Linked DNA regions of Homo sapiens: region 2 is linked to region 1. Evidence: chromatin loops called from intact Hi-C (ENCODE). Cell type or tissue: OCI-LY7. All regions are shown on one strand.

What was found. A loop is a pair of places that touch in the nucleus more often than their neighbours do. Peaks named below come from ENCODE experiments on the same cell type or tissue, not always from the same donor. Only the 100,000 strongest peaks of a DNase experiment are listed, where the experiment ranks them.
Region 2: a loop joins it to region 1, with 2.4 times the contacts of the local background. A loop is called at or near these places in 1 of 110 quality-filtered maps.

What each region holds. Positions count from the first base shown.
Region 1 is chr6:100,793,515-100,801,514 of GRCh38, forward strand. ASCC3 (activating signal cointegrator 1 complex subunit 3) reads right to left here. Exons shown (of 42, transcript NM_006828.4): 6 at 6,786-6,990; 7 at 5,917-6,058; 8 at 5,199-5,324. Among named protein-coding and RNA genes, the nearest start is that of ASCC3, 84 kb to the right of the region's middle. In OCI-LY7, a CTCF peak has its summit at 3,083; a DNase peak (open chromatin) is centred at 3,107; H3K27ac peaks cover 566 bases.
Region 2 is chr6:101,008,010-101,016,009 of GRCh38, forward strand. The region is part of intron 3 of LOC107984041 (a long non-coding RNA gene); the gene reads left to right. Among named protein-coding and RNA genes, the nearest start is that of ASCC3, 130 kb to the left of the region's middle. In OCI-LY7, no CTCF peak of the experiment used is centred here; a DNase peak (open chromatin) is centred at 3,322; H3K4me3 peaks cover 2,699 bases; H3K27ac peaks cover 3,996 bases.

The DNA.
Region 1 (8,000 bases):
AACAAATTATGAAGTTTGAAACTGAAAATTTAATTTACCATTTTTTTTAATTTACAGACATCATAGCAAAGATGATTTCATAAATTTCATGAGGAAGGAAACACAAATGTGGCACAAATTAAATGGAGCAAAAATTAAATTTCTAATTTAATTTGGCAAGTACTAAATTTCCTTAATACAAGCCTAGCCTCACCTGGCAATTTGAATCATGTGTTGCAGAAAGGTTAAGTAACTTGCCTAAAGGTTAAGTAACTTGCCTAAAGTCTGGCAGATAGAATGTGGGATAGTGAAGACTGAAACTCAGCCTACATTCAGGGGTCTTGCTCCTAACTAACACTTGCTCCTAACTAACACTGTATGCTGAACATGCACAAAAGTTTTTCCTATTTCCTATTCCTCACCTTAGTAAATGGCACTATCACTCACCAACACTGCTCAAAACAAAAAGCCTATATCTCATTCTAAATTCTTCTCTCTGCCTCATCCCCTCCTATTTAATCAGTCATCAGGTCTTACATACACTAGCAGCTAAATTTCTCTCAGTTGTCCCCTGTATATATAGGCTGCCCCTTTCTTAATTTAGGCTTGCAGCTTTTCTTCCTTGAATTATTGCAGCAGCTCTACTCTAGACCTTCAACTTTGTGTTGCAGCCAGAGTAATTCCTTTAAGTGAAAACACCTGATCATTTACTTTCCTATTTTTAAGAAGTAATATTTCCCACAATATTGAGTGTAAACCTCTTAGCATGGTTTTCAAAGCCCTTCATGTGCAGGCAATTGTCTTTTTCCAGTCTCATTTCCTGGCACTCTCCACATATGGCCTACATGCTAATAAGACTGAAGTGCTTGATGTCCAAAGGTAACAGCAATTTCATGCAACATCCTTTGTGTGGCATACACCACCACCTGCTTTGTCTATCTGGCAAAAGTGTATGCTTTCATATCCTTCATGAAAGCTTCTTCCTTGATCTCTTTAGTCTGCCTTTTCTGCTGCCATAGAACTTTGTACAACATAACCCAACTGTACCACTTATTTCCATGGAAATGGAACAGATACACTACATTGAGTAACTTAAGATCAGAGATAATATCCTATTCTTTATTTTCCCAGAACTTAGCCGAATAAGCACAGGATTCAAGAAGCTAGGCTCATAGAAAACTTAAATCTTAAATTCTTTACAATCAGATTTTATAGGACTCAATTATTGTAAATTTTAAAATGAAATATTATATGCATCTTTTATATTACTTTTCTAAATCAAGTGTTATGTTTGGGCCAGTAGTCCATTTTTGCTGAATAACACCCTACTGACTCTTAAAAAATCTAAGTCCTAACTGTGGAAATAGACAGAAGTCAACATATTTAACACCAACAAAGAAGTAAACCTGAGTTTCTCACCAAAAATATCAAAGACATGGTTCTGTCTTAGCATCTTTCTCATCCTACTTTTAAGGGTAATAATAGCACTCTCCTTTCCTTTGGGAAACTCCCCTTTGACTCCTGGTGGCTCATGGGGAGCTGATAATGAGGATATACAAGTGAGTAGCCATGTGTCAGTAAGAACGCCATTCACATCACATCACAGGGAAAGGAATTGGTTCAGAAATGAACTGGTGACCTAAGTCAGGAAAATCAGAGTTCATCCTAGGAGGTTTTTTTGTTTTCCTGGCAGAACTGGTTGGAAAAAAAAAACCCATTGCTTCTGGGATTATAGTATGGGGAAACGGTCATGTTTGCTGCTTCTGCTGTCACACATTTTTCCCTGGTTATATGGAGAAAGCCTATCTGGGAATCAGGGGATGAAAAATAATAAGAGAAACACAAAAGGGGGTGGGTAAGAGAAAGCAGGAAAAGAGGGGAGGAAAAAGAAAAAAAGGAAATGGAGATAAAGAAAAAGAGACAAAGAGGAGAAAAAAATCTGATGATAACATTTGAGCCTATATGCCAAGCTGGGCACATAGGCAGCTTTACTTCTGGACAATCCAGGTAGAAAAGCCATAAATTGTCACCCTTGCTTGCTTTGACTTAGATTTCTAAGAGTTCCAACTGAGTGACTCCTGACTAATCAAGAGATGCATCTACATTTTTTACATTGCTCCCTTTCCAAGAAAGTACAAAATCCATTTAATGACATTAATGGTATTTTTGCATGTACTAGAATTTTTAAATTCTCCTTAAGTTTTTAATCAAATTACAGAAGTTATTAAACTTATCCAACGTGACAGTCAGTAAAAGGACATAAAAGCATCTTAGGACAGTTAGGAATAGCATGCAATTATGATCTCAGTGAAAAACGACAGACCTTCATCTTCAATAGCACTTTCTCTGACACATAAAAGATCCTACCTGGTACAAAAAAGATCCAAGACAAAAGAAACATCTACTAAACTATCTGACATTCTGTTAATGTCTATTTTTTCTCCCAATGTCTGTATTATTACTCAAGCTTATGATGTCTGGCAGGATCAATATCTACAGTGATATGATAGCAAATGGTTTATTTATTTATAATGACAAATTTCACTTAAATGTATTATTCCCCAGTTATTATTAGCCATTAGAAAAGTACAAATTAAAACCACAATGAGAAATCACTACAATCAGATGGCTAAAATAAAAATACAAATAATACATAAAAATATAAGTGGCTAAAATAAAAATAAAAAACAGTGACAACACCAAATGCTGGTTAGTATGTGGAGAAACTAGACTATATCGAATTGCTCATGGCTGTGTTAAATGGTACAGTCACTCTAGAAAACGGTTTGGTAGTGTCTTAAACACCTAAGCATGCAGTTGCAATATGACCCAGCAAATGCATTCCTGGACATTTATTAAACAGAATGAAAACTTATATTCACACAAAAATCTGCATACCAGGTTTATAACAGCTTTATCTGTGTTATGGAAAGAACTATGCCCTTCAACATTTGTATGCTGAAGCCCTTACCCCTCAATGTGACTGTTTTAAAGACAGGACTTTTAGGGAGGTAATTACGGTTAAATGAAGTCATGAGGGTGGAGTCCTAACCTGATAGGGCTGGTGAACCTGAAAAAAGAGGAAGAAACACCAGAGGTCTCTCTTCATACACACATAGAGAAGAGGCTATGTGCAAACACAGGAAGAAGGCAGAAGTAACTACCTGCAAGCCAGGAAGAAATCCTCACCAGAAACAAAATCTGCTAGCACCACCTGATCTGTGACTTTCAGCCTCCAGAGCTGTGAGAAAAGCAGTTTCTGCTCTTTAAGCCACCTGGTCTGTGGTCTTTTGTTATGGCAGACGAATATAGTTTCACCAAAAACTATCAATAAAATAAATGTCCTTCAGTAGGTGAATAGTTTAAAACAAAAACAAAAACAAAACTGTGGTCATCTACATCACGTGTGGTAGGCAGAATAATGATGCCCCCCAAAAATCTCCACATCCTAATCCTCAGGTCTGTGAATATATTAGATTACATAAGATATGCACATTAAGGTGGCAGAGGGAATTAACCTACTCAGAAAAACTCTTTTACTCCAAGAATCCAAATAAAAATGGAACAAAGTACTTATTTAGAAATAAGTATGATAGAAAAGTTTAAAAGCCTGTTTCATTCATTATTAATTTAAATAAATGTCAATGATGTTTTTTTAAAAATGTAAAGATTTAGACCGGGTGCGGTGGCTCATGCCTGTAATCTCAGCACTTTGGGAGGCCGAGGCGGGTGGATCACTTGATGTCAGGAGTTCAAGACCAGCCTGGCCAACATGGCAAAACCCTGTCTCTACCAAAAATACAAAAATTAGCTGGGCACAGTGGTGCATGCCTGTAATCCCAGCTACTTGGGAGGCTGAGGCAGGAGAATTGCTTGAACCCTTGAACCCAGGAGGCAGAGGTTGCGGTGAGCCGAGAGTTCACACCATTGCATTCCAGCCTGGGCAACAAGAGTGAAACTCGTTCTCAAAAAAAAAAAAAAAATGAAAAAAAAAAAAAACTTAAAATTAAATATTTAATACATAAAATAAAACTTAATAAATCTTAATGATGATATTGCTTATAATGATTGATAAGGTTTATAACAATTGTATTATAATTGTTTAGTTTTATTGGCTGTCAGTCCTGGCTGTATTGTAGAATCACCCATAGAGCTTCAAAAAATCATTCCCAAAATATTGATACGTGGACCTCTTCGAAGAGATTAGGACTTAAATAGTAGCGAGGCACTTGGATTATAAAAATGTTCTATGAGTACTTCTGATATACAAGATATAACTAGAATTTTATTCTACTCTAAGAACTTATTGTAAAAGACAACTTAAAACTATAAGTTATTTCAGAATAAAGGCATAAAATGGAATAGTATGTAGTGATAAACTGATGCTGCAGAAATATGTTTACTGACACAGAAAGACACATGTAACTATATATACACACACAAAACAGTGTGTATGATGTAATTCCATTTTGTAAAAGAAAATACATATGGACACATACATATAGAATGAAGTTCATTTTGGTTGGCTGTGAGTATTCTTTATGATGCTTTATGCTGCTGTTTTTGCTTGCCTGTATTATTTGTTATTTCTGAATGATTCTATAGAACATACATGAAAAACCACAGCAACTTAATTTTGATATGGAAAAGATTAACTTTCAATAATATGAATACTTTAACCTAAACTAAGGAATATTATATTTTGAAATAGAGCAAATGTGCCAAAATTTTAACAAATGGTGAATCCAAGCAAAGGATATAAAGATAGTAATATTCATGCCAATTTTCCACAGGCAAACATTATTCAAAATTTAAAAATTTAGAAAAAATAAATTCTTAAAACTACTTTAGAATTTGCCACCCCCTCAATGTATTCTATTTTATTATAGGTTGATCATTTGATATAATCAAATACAATAAATAAATCCTTTAACATTTTATTTAAATCAGTTTGCATAAGTTAAACCAAAATCTTAGCTGAAAAAAAACATGAAACATAGAAATATATGCACAAAAATACACACATTTGTTTAATGTATGAAGAAATATAGTGTATATATTTTTTAAACTCTCCTACTGTAATTCTCTAGTAACCAACTATATATGTCTGTACTGTATTTGCCAACTAATAATGTTTTAAAACAATTTTTCCAGTATAAATTCATTCATACCGCATACCAAGCCTCAAAACTATCAACTCTATAAAAGGCTCATCTCACCTCATCTAAGTCTTGGATATAAACTGGCTTTTCCTCAAAGCTGAGTGGCATTGGTTCGCTGTAGGGAATCCTTACTTCTTCATAAAGCTTGTTATTCTCTCTTTGGATTCCTTCTGGCAAAATCATCTATAAACATCAACAATAAAAATCCAATAATAATAAAAAATAAAACACTTGCTCTGGTAAATATTCTTTAGAGAGAGACAGAAAACACTACTGGTTTTATAACAAAGCACTGGTAAATAAACTTAGCTAATTTAAAAGAAAACAAACTTAAATAAAACAAAAACAAATGCAAAAAACCACTCACACAAAGCATTAACATATCAGGTATTTTATATAACACACAGGCCACAGTATGTTGACAAATCTTAAAGTATACACTAATTAGATGGTATACCTGAATACAAATGTATTCATATAATTAGGAAAATGTACAGCATACAGTATAAAGTTTAGCCTAGCAGCAATGCAACTGATAAAACTCAAAAATACAAATTGCAAAAACAATGAAAAGGAGGGAAACATATATGTTCTGAATATCTACTATATGTCAGGAGCTTTACATACACCACATTATGTCATTTTCCCCAATACTTTAAAATAAAATTTAGCATAGTCAACTAGTGTTAGACTCACGAAGGAACAGGGAAAATCCACACATCATTTCTTTAGAATAGACATATTATTGAACAGTAGTTATATAACAATGACATACCTTTGCACCAGCAATAAATGCTGATGTTTTCATGGCTTCAGCCTGGGAATCATACACATGGGGATAATGTATTTTTTCAACGTCTGCATCTCTCTGCCTGCTCAGAATTGGAACACTTCTAGCATTCAGAAGTGCCTGTTCTCTGTAAACATAAAAATAGGCCTAATTTGAAATGTTTATCTTGAAAGGTAATGCATACACCAAAACAAGGCAATTATAAAAGATATTGGGAGCTAGCCTTCCACCATAAAAAAGAAATTAAACTACACAAAGGAAGATTTTAGGAATCCTGAAATTTTCTGAGTGACAAAATAGGATTCAGTACATTTTTAGATATTATTTATAGATAACACCACTTGGTAAGTTTGATTTAATGTTCTTTCCAATTTTGCTTTTTCACAATTCAAATGTTTACTTATTAAGGTATACATTTCTTTTTTGAAATGTGTTTCAATCTTTAAAGAATCAAGTGCAATAATGCTTATATTTCATTTTTCTCCTTTCTACTTCTAAATAACAACAATTTTTAAAAGGTACATTGAGCACAGAAATAAAATGTATCTCAAATAAATTTATGTAAGCTATATAAATCTTAACCTAGTGGTGTGTACACAGCACCTAAAAATAGCTTAGCTCTATAATCTAAATCTCTTATCTACCTGGATGCGACCAAGAATATTCTAATTAAGCAGACAGACCATTGCTTTCTTATCCCAGAAAATTAGGTATTCATAAAACAAACTTCTATGAAGAAAACGTGACTTGAAGTAAAAATCATCTATACTGCTAAGACTAAACTAAAAAGTGATAATGATATGTAAAAGCAGCAATTACAACACAAGCATTTTTCAGCTCCTGGCTTTTATTACCTTTGTATCCGCAATTCCTTAGGATCAAAGCACATAAGTCCTTCTGAAACTTCTAAATCTTCTCCAGCCTTTTTTTCTCGTCTGGCAATTCTTTTTTCTTCACGTCGATATTGTTTCATTAACTGCTTTTCTTGTTCAGACTGAATAGTGACTTGACAACCATAATTGGGTTTAGCATTTTCTCCTAAAATTTTTTTACAATTGTCTAAGAAGCAAATTTAAGAAACACAATGTTTTATAAATCTGAATATGATTTAACCTTCATGAAAACCATTTCTTTCCTCCACCCCACAACATATAATGCTCTTACAATTCATTTTTTAAAGCTGGCAAATTCAATTATATGTTTTAAGGTGAGTTTTTAAAAATCACAGTATCTAAATAAAATTACACGGTGGTTTAAGAAAAGTCAGCAGTATTTTCTTCCTACAGACTAAACAGTTCAATGTCACTGACATTATAAATTCTTACATATAACATTAGGAACCTAAAAATTCAATTTTATCATTTGAAATAATTTGTTTATATAATTTTAATAAATATAATAATTATCGATAATAATTAGCATTTACTGTTAATATAGTAATGAAATAAACTCTTTCCCTATTAGACATAAATTTTTACTATGTAATAGACCTTATGCGGTTAAGTTGCACATATGTTACTACTTAGTTATTTATAGATTACATAAAATTTATTAGCAGTAGTTCAAGACATATTTGAGACAATAACTAAAGCAAATAAAGCAAAAGTATGGTCCACCTTTTTACGGAAACACAGTTTTTTAAAAAATGGAAAAACCAAGTGAATTAAATCTCAATGTTTACTAAGTACACTTTAGGTCTGTGGTTTGGTCAACTCAATATTGAGAAAAAAATGTTCTTCCAACAGGATTACCTTCTGTGTTTGTTTAAATCTTTACAAGCAACAGTATCTTCACTTACTGAAACTCTAAAGAAACTAGAAGGAATGTAGTTGAAAGTAATCCAAGTCAATAAACATTTACTGTATTGAGGTCCTACTCAGTTCTAGCCACTGCAGCTAGGCTAGGAGGACAATGAAGAATGAGATTTGGTCCATACTCTGACAAAGCACAGTGCAAATTATTTTATCAAATTCCAATATCCAATGCAGAAGAGAGAAGGAATTAAAAATAGCATCAAGATGGGAAAATTAGCTTTCTAATTCATTCTAAGTCAAATCTTCACAATTCTC
Region 2 (8,000 bases), 210 kb after region 1:
GAACAGGGGCTTGCACAAATTACGTGCATAATAAGGTTTGCTGATGATAGTGTAGGTCACTCATACAACTTATTTAACTTGCAAGTATCTTTAAAAATAATGTATTTCTTTCATTGATCCTGTAATTCTTATTTTGAATATGTAAATGTACTCTTCAGAAAACTGGAAAAAAATCCCAGTAGTTTTATTCTTACATGGTGATTATATATTAATACTAAAACTCCAAATTTATCTATACTAAGTAAAACTTATCCATTGCACAGGAAATGAATGATTTCGTACTTTTTGAGAAGTTCTGAGAACTCAGCAAGCGTTGAACTAAATGGTATGATGGAATATGGATGATTATCTCCAGCTGTGAAATATCTGTTCCAATCCCAGGGTATCAGGACCCTTTAAAAAGAAGAAGAGATGCATGAGCTTAACTGTTGGTTCCTCATTATTATATGAAATTCTATAAGATGTGGATTGGAAGTTTACACGATTGCATTTGGAAGCAGTTTGGTGAAATTTATCTATGATGCATTTCAGTGGTTCAGTTGTTAGCCTCATCTATCCTGTTTACAAGAGTACATTTGGAAGCAGTTCATTTGGTGAAATTTATCTAGGATGTGTTTTGGTGGTTCAGTTCTTAGCCTCATATATCCTGCTGTGTCCTACAAAATGCACATTGGGAATTTAAAGTCTGTTTAACATTCTGCTTTTAGAGTACGTGAGCCACATCACTTGAACTGTGAATGACCATTTGGTGGTCTTTTAATTCCTGAGGATACTTCGTTCCTTTGAAATAAGAAACAATCTTTAAGAGGATAATTTCTTTGAGAAATAGTAGTAAGTGCACATGGTAGTAGTTTTCTATCATTCTGCTTCCTAAATGATTACCCTTAAAACCGATCATAAATCCTACCTAAGTGAGGGCAATGAGAAATAGCTCAGGAAGCTGATCAGGAAGGTGACTTTGGGAGTATGTGAGTTAACTGGGTGGTGCCAACATAGCATTACCACAAAGCACTCATCAGGTATTAGTATATGGACTATGAGAAAATTTTTCCTTATTTTTCAAAAGTGACTAACATCTAAGAAAAAAAGAGTATGAAATAAATTCCTGTCTTGAGAAAGCTGCTCTCTGATAGTCACATCTTCAAATAATTCTATAGTCATAGTTTCATTTGGGAAATCAACATTTGATAATAAAAGTTCTATCAATGGCTGAATAAATGGAATGTTGTATAAGAGGAAAAGAAGCCCTGGGATCTTCAAATGCTTTATATTAAAGTTTACTTGGTGGCACATTTATGTGCAGCATTTTATAGTACTTTATGAAGCTGTATCCTCCAGTCATCTTGGTTTTAAGGAACTGAGGAAAATTTTACTAATTTCTCTAGACCTTGAGTAGCAATTGTAGAAGATTAATTTATTCACTACCTTTATGATAATACAGCATAAGATTCAGAACACTGGCTATGAAGTTAGGCTGCCTAGGTTTGAATCTTTATTATGTTTTTATTAGCTATATGACCTTATTAGGCATTTGCAAGTCACATAATCTCTTCTGTCACCCTATCTGTAAAATAAAGATATAATCAGTGGCTATTTCATAAAGTTTATCAAGGTTAAATGAGGATAAAGCATATAAGTAAAATTCTCGGGATAGTGTTTGGCATACAATAAGTGTTCAAACACGTAGGACACTCCTTTCAAGCCAAGGAGCATGAAAATGATCAAGGTGCAAAGAGAGTAAGGAAGGCACCCTTTGGGATTTGTATTTCCCTTTGCTTCTCTCTTGCTCATCAATAGTTTAGGGAGCTTCTCAGGAAGCCACAGCAGATATTACCAGAGATGTCATATAGAGCTGAAAGTGTATTCAGAAAAACCACAGTGCTGCTTTTGTGTGTCAGTAACCAAAAATGCAACACTGCGATTGTCTGCACAAAAATAGGTAATGTCAGGTAGGCTTCTCAGTAGTTAAATGATACAGTTAGAAGAACTGTTGAACATACTTTTCACAAAATGGAAAAAAACTTCATACAAGATCTAGCGGAGCTAAAATTTAAATAACCAGCTCGAGTTATGTGCTTCTAAATATAGCTCTGTTTCTCATTATCTGCATGGCTCATCTTCCAGCATGAAGATTAGCATGTGCTTATATCCATAAAATTGGCAGGTATTTAATTTACGGTAACTGGGTTTTTAAATTTAAATGTTAGATTTAATAGGCTAGATAAAATGTAACAATTATGTATGAAAAAATTAACTGAGTCTGTTGTAATTCATTCAAGTAATGCTCACAATACAGGATAAATGGGAAGTAAATCTTTTAGAATCTGCCACTTTACCTTTTTTAGTAGTTGCACAGTTCTTCCGCACAGTTTTATGGCATAGTCCTTATTTAACAGACATACATATTTAAGCAACTTATGTAGAATATATCATAGGAAATAATTGAAAATCTAAGTTATGATGGGTGTTGAGATCTATCCTGTTTTGTTCCTTAAATACCAGAAAAGTATAATCAATTAATTCTTTAGACAAATCTTAAAAGGGTACTTCTTAACTCAAACCCATATTGTTAAACTTTGGCTTCTCTCCTACAAAACTACTAAGCAAAAAACAAACTCACTTTAAAAAATTGCTATAACAGATGCTTTTGGTGCCTGACATGGTTTGGATCTTCGTCCCCGCCCAAACTGCATGTTGAATTACAATCTGCGATGTTGGAGGTGGGGCCTGGTGGGAGGTGATTGGATCATGGTGGTGGTTTCTCATGAATGGGTTGGTACCATCCCTTTGGTACTGTACCTGTGATAGAGTTCTCACAAGATCTAGTTGTTTAGAAGTATGTAGCATCTCCTTCTTCTCTCTCAGTCCTGCTCCTGCTTTGCTTTTGGCCATGAGTAAAAACTCCCTGAGGCCTCCCCAGAAGAAGACGCTGCCACACTTCCTGTACAGCCTGTGGAACTGTGAGCAAATTAAACCTCTTTTCTTTATTCTAAGATGTTTCCTAGAATAAAGAATTCTAAGATTTTTTCAAGCTCCTGGCTCCTGGTATACACACTCTATCTCACAATTATTTAATCAAACACTAACCTAGGTGCTGCTGTGAAGAGATTTTTCAGATGGAATTAAAGTCCTAATCTTTTCACCTTAAGATAGGAACACTATCTGACCTAATGGCATGAACCCTTTAAAATCAGAGTTTTTTTTCCATCGCTGGCAGAAGAAGAAGTCATCAAGATTCATCCTTACTGGCCTAAAAGAAAGCAAACATCCGTTTTGTGAACTGCCTGGGGCCCTGGGAGGTGCAGGTGGGGAGAGGGCACCTGGCAAGGAAATGTGGGCAGTCTCAGTGGGAACTGAGAGCAGAACTGAAAGTGAAACTTGAGTCCTACAGCTATAGGATGAATTCTGCTAATAACCAATAAGCTTGGAAGGGAACCCTGAATCCAGCTGAGAATGACAGTCCTGGCCAACACCTTCATTTTAGTCCAGTGAGACCCTGAGCAGAGAATCTATGCCACACCTGAACTTCTGACCTTCAGAAACTGAGCTAAAAAATGGGTATTTTTTTAAAGCTGCTGCCTGTGGTAATTTATTGTGCAGCAATAAAAAACTAATGCACTAATGTTCAACTGTTGCTAATAGTTCTGTGTGAGCTCAGACTCACCTCATACCAGCATCATCCTACCTTAAAGATTCACTATGTGTCCATCCTCTTTCTACCCCAGGGTCTTCTCCAATGAGTAGAAGCTTCTTTGGCCCTGTGCAGTCACAGCTTGGAAGTATAAGGGACTTGATACTCTACACCACTAATCCAATGGAGGGTAAAGTCAGTAGATGAAAGTTCCAGCCTAGTGCTCTTTGAGTGGACAATTCCACATGTTTCACAGAAGTGCTGGTAGAACTGAGCCTTGATTCCTAGAGCAGTGACCTCAACTGCTCACCATCTCAACATTTTATTAACTTATCCTTCTTGTCTCATTTTCTTTCTACAATAAACTTTCCTGCATGCAAGTTCTTCTCTCAGATTCTGTTTTCAGGGAAATCCAAACTAAGAGAGTTGCAAGCCTTTTAAATGAACTAGATAAGAAGCAAGCAAATCTTCCCCTCCTTGAGTGCTACATCTCTTGCGATTATTACCAAGAGATGCAGTATCGAAGATAAAAAGAAAATGTCTCTTCAGCAAATCATAAGAAGAAAATAATACTTTCAGATTGAAAGAGTCAAAATTAGATGATGGTGTGAAGTATATTCTGAAAAATTCTTGAATCAGCATGTGTTATCACTTCTGTCAACTCCCAAAACAATGATCATTACAATTTCTTTCATGTGAAGAACGCTTCATATTTATAAAGTACACTCATGTGTATTATTATTTTTTATTCCCACAACAATCTAGATTATGCTTTTAGTATTAAAATTATCTTCGGATATTCTATAGCTTGAAGGGGGTTAAAAATTATTTTTGAGCAATAGATATTATGTAGTTGTTAATTTGAAATTTTCTTCTTATGATTTAATAATGTCTTCCAAAGAATATCATTTAAGCCCTTCTTCATTTTACAACTGTTACATGTTTTGATACAGGTAAATTTTTTGTTATCTAGTCTGCCGATTCAATGATGGTTAAAAATTCTTTCAATATATGGAAGAAACACATAACTTAGTGGAGAGTTATAACTTATTTCTCTTTTTGTTTACAGCCTCTTTATTTAGTATTTGTCTCATGTCTTCACTTACTAATACTCATTAATGTTCAAGAAATTAGCAGTTTTCATGATATTTCTGTTTGGAATAGTGAGATTCTTGAGAACTGTGATTTTTTTGAGCATTTGAAAAACTATTTATTGAATAAGTAATACATTCACATAGGTCACAATTCTAAAGGAACAAAACAGCCTACAATACTGTTAATGCTATATGAAAACTGTGAGTTTTAAACAATTCCTGGGCCCTAAATTCTCTGCATTGTGAAACTTTGCTATTATTTCCAAGATAAATTCTGGCTGATTATATTCTGGGAAAGTGGTCTAACAGAACCCAGGAAATCTCTTTGGGAAAATTAGACATTCTCTGGAAGGTCCTTTCTGTCTCTATGTTATGTTCTCTGAATTTCTACTGCTTAGTTCTTTGCTAGTTCTTTTTTTTTTTTTTTTTTTTAATTTGACAGTCATTTCCTGCTGCTTTTTCGAATCTCAAAGAGTAGTCCTCTGTTTGAGGTATCACAGTTGGTTGTTACAGAAAAAGTTTTTTTATGTTACAATTGGAAGATTATGACTTCAGGAAGGTGAAAGTAGCAAAGGAAATAGAATCCAAACCAAAATCTTTAATGGAAAAAAATAGAAGAAAACATGTAGAATTGGTCTCAAGTTTTCTATTATGTTTTAAAATTTCCCCATAAGCCATCATAACTCTTCAGAGGCATATTAAAATAGATGGCTTAAGGTGAACTCTTTTACCCTTACTATATTTTTATTTTTACCAATTCTAAGTTATTTTTTCCCAACTCCTTTCTGATGATCTAACTTTCAGTAGTGCTAACAAAGATGATATTGTTTTGTATTTTTGCTTTAAAAAATTAAGCAACCCATACCTATATATATATTCATAATTGCCTTAGACAGTTGAAGGTGAAATTTTGGAGATCTTCATAGTTAATCTAGTGGCAATTCCTTTTCTCACTTACGCATTTATAAGCCAGTGTTTTCTAAAACTAGAACTATGACTACTGTGTTCCCAGGCAGCCAGCAGTTACCATGCCTCATAATTGACTGATCATACTCCTGGAAAAGCCCTTGTCAGAGCCTGAAGCCTTATGGCCTTAATCCTACATCTCACTAATTAATGAATCATGTTCATTCTCAGGTCTGTTATTTCTTAGCACGTGATCATTTTCTCATAGTCTGTGATTGATTTGGCTTCCTAAATCATTTAATGTTAGAATTTCCACCCTTGTTTGTATGATATTGTACATGTCTTTATGCTCACACAAATTATTCATACAGCCAGATTTAGATTGATGATTCAACATACATCATTGTGGTCATCAATCAGTGTTCTTATACAAACCTAATTTATTACTTTGAATAGTCTTCCTATGAAGACATGGAAAATAGTCTTCATGTCTCTCTACAAGGAATAATTACCAAAGTTGATCTGTACTTCTGAGGACTGTGGTAATGTGATAGTCACTGAAATGGATAGGGGGCAAGGGTCAAACTTAATCTGATAATTGTAAATAGCATCATTAAAACCTTAAATATATATCACCACATTAAAATGGGCCTAAATTATTAGGGAGCCATAATTCCTTAGACAGCCTACTTTAAAAAGGTAATGAAATTAGAGGCGCCTTCCCTTAGAATGTTGGATTTGGGTTGGGGGAATATTTGGAAAGAGTCCAGAAATTTATTTATAACATATACATTTCTCATCGACATTCTTTTTCTCTGCAAAAGACATTATCTACTAACATGATTTAACACAAACAAATAAAGAACGTTCACACTTCTAGACCAGATTACTTCAATATCTTGACATTTCTTTTAAAATTTGCAGCGGTAATTACAGCTTTGTCAGCTAAGTAATCAATTAGGTAAAAGTTTAAGTGCAAAGTTTTATCTGACATGAGAAGATTAATGTGTGCTTTGCTAATAACTACGTTTAGTAGGATGGATCTCTTTAGTAGTTCTATTTGTCTACTGTGCAAATTCATCATTACATTTCCCAATTACCTCAGATATTGCTGTCATTGTTTTTTTCTCTAGAGGTGTTAATGCTTTAGTTCTTGGCATTAATTATATTGGAAATTACTTTATAAAAGAAATATGAAAAAGAGTTTTTTACTTAGAAATAGCAACAGAGGTTGGGTGCTGTTGCTCAGTCATACCTGTAATTCCAGCACTTTCGGAGGCCAAGATGGTAGGATCACTTGAGGTCAGGAGTTTGAGGCCAGTCTGGGTGACATAGTGAGACCCTGGCTCTCCAAAAAAAAATAAAATAAAATAACAATAATAAATAAATAAATAAATAAATAAATAGAATAAAAGAAAGAAAGAAGTAGCAACAGAATTTGGTGTTTCAGTGAACATCTTTTTCCTAGCCCAAACCAGTTCTCTTACCCAAAGTTTTGGAAAAACGAACAAACATATTTTTGTCATATCTTGTTAAGCAGATAGAAAACTATTCACTATAATTCCACAAATATTTAGTGAACGTTTGCTATGCACCATGTATATTGCTAAGTTGCATGGGTGCAAATGGATACAATATGGTCCTTTTTCTCAGTTTTCTCAAAAAGGGGAAAAGGGAAAGGTACACAACTAAATATACTATGATAAAGACATTGACAAAGTGGTTTTGAAGCTCGGAGGAGTGGGCATTTACTTCTATCTATAATATTTCTATCTAGTCTTCCTTGGGTATGTTAGATTTTTAACCGGGTCTTGAAGGATGAGTATGAGTTAGTCAGATGGAGAAAGAGGAAAAGCTTTGCCAGGCAGAAAAAATAGCATTTATAAAGCAAGTATGGTAGTTTTCAAAAAAGGAAATTATAGAGAAAGGATAACTGTATTAGAGGAGCCCATTTCCATCCTGCTAAAATCCTTACATGTCCAACAAGATAAATGGGGTAAGCAAATAACTCAAATAACCTTTGACAGCATTATCAACATAATACTGAAATTAATCTTAACCCAGCTCACTCCCCATCTGGACACCAAACTCACAGGCAATTGTGCAATAGGCAGATCATGGACTTTGAGACCATATAGATTTTTTTTTTCAAAATGTAGATTTATCGCTTGCTAGTTGGATAGGCTTGAGAAATCTGGACTTCTGTGTCACAAAAGTTTCAATCTATAATATGAGGATAACTACAACTTTATAGGGTTATTGTGAAGGTGTAAAAAGCAATATGTAAAGATCTTGGAACATTTTATGTACTCTATATATGTTGGCTTCCATTTCCTTTTCTGTTCTTGAATGCCCGTGCAAAGCAGAAA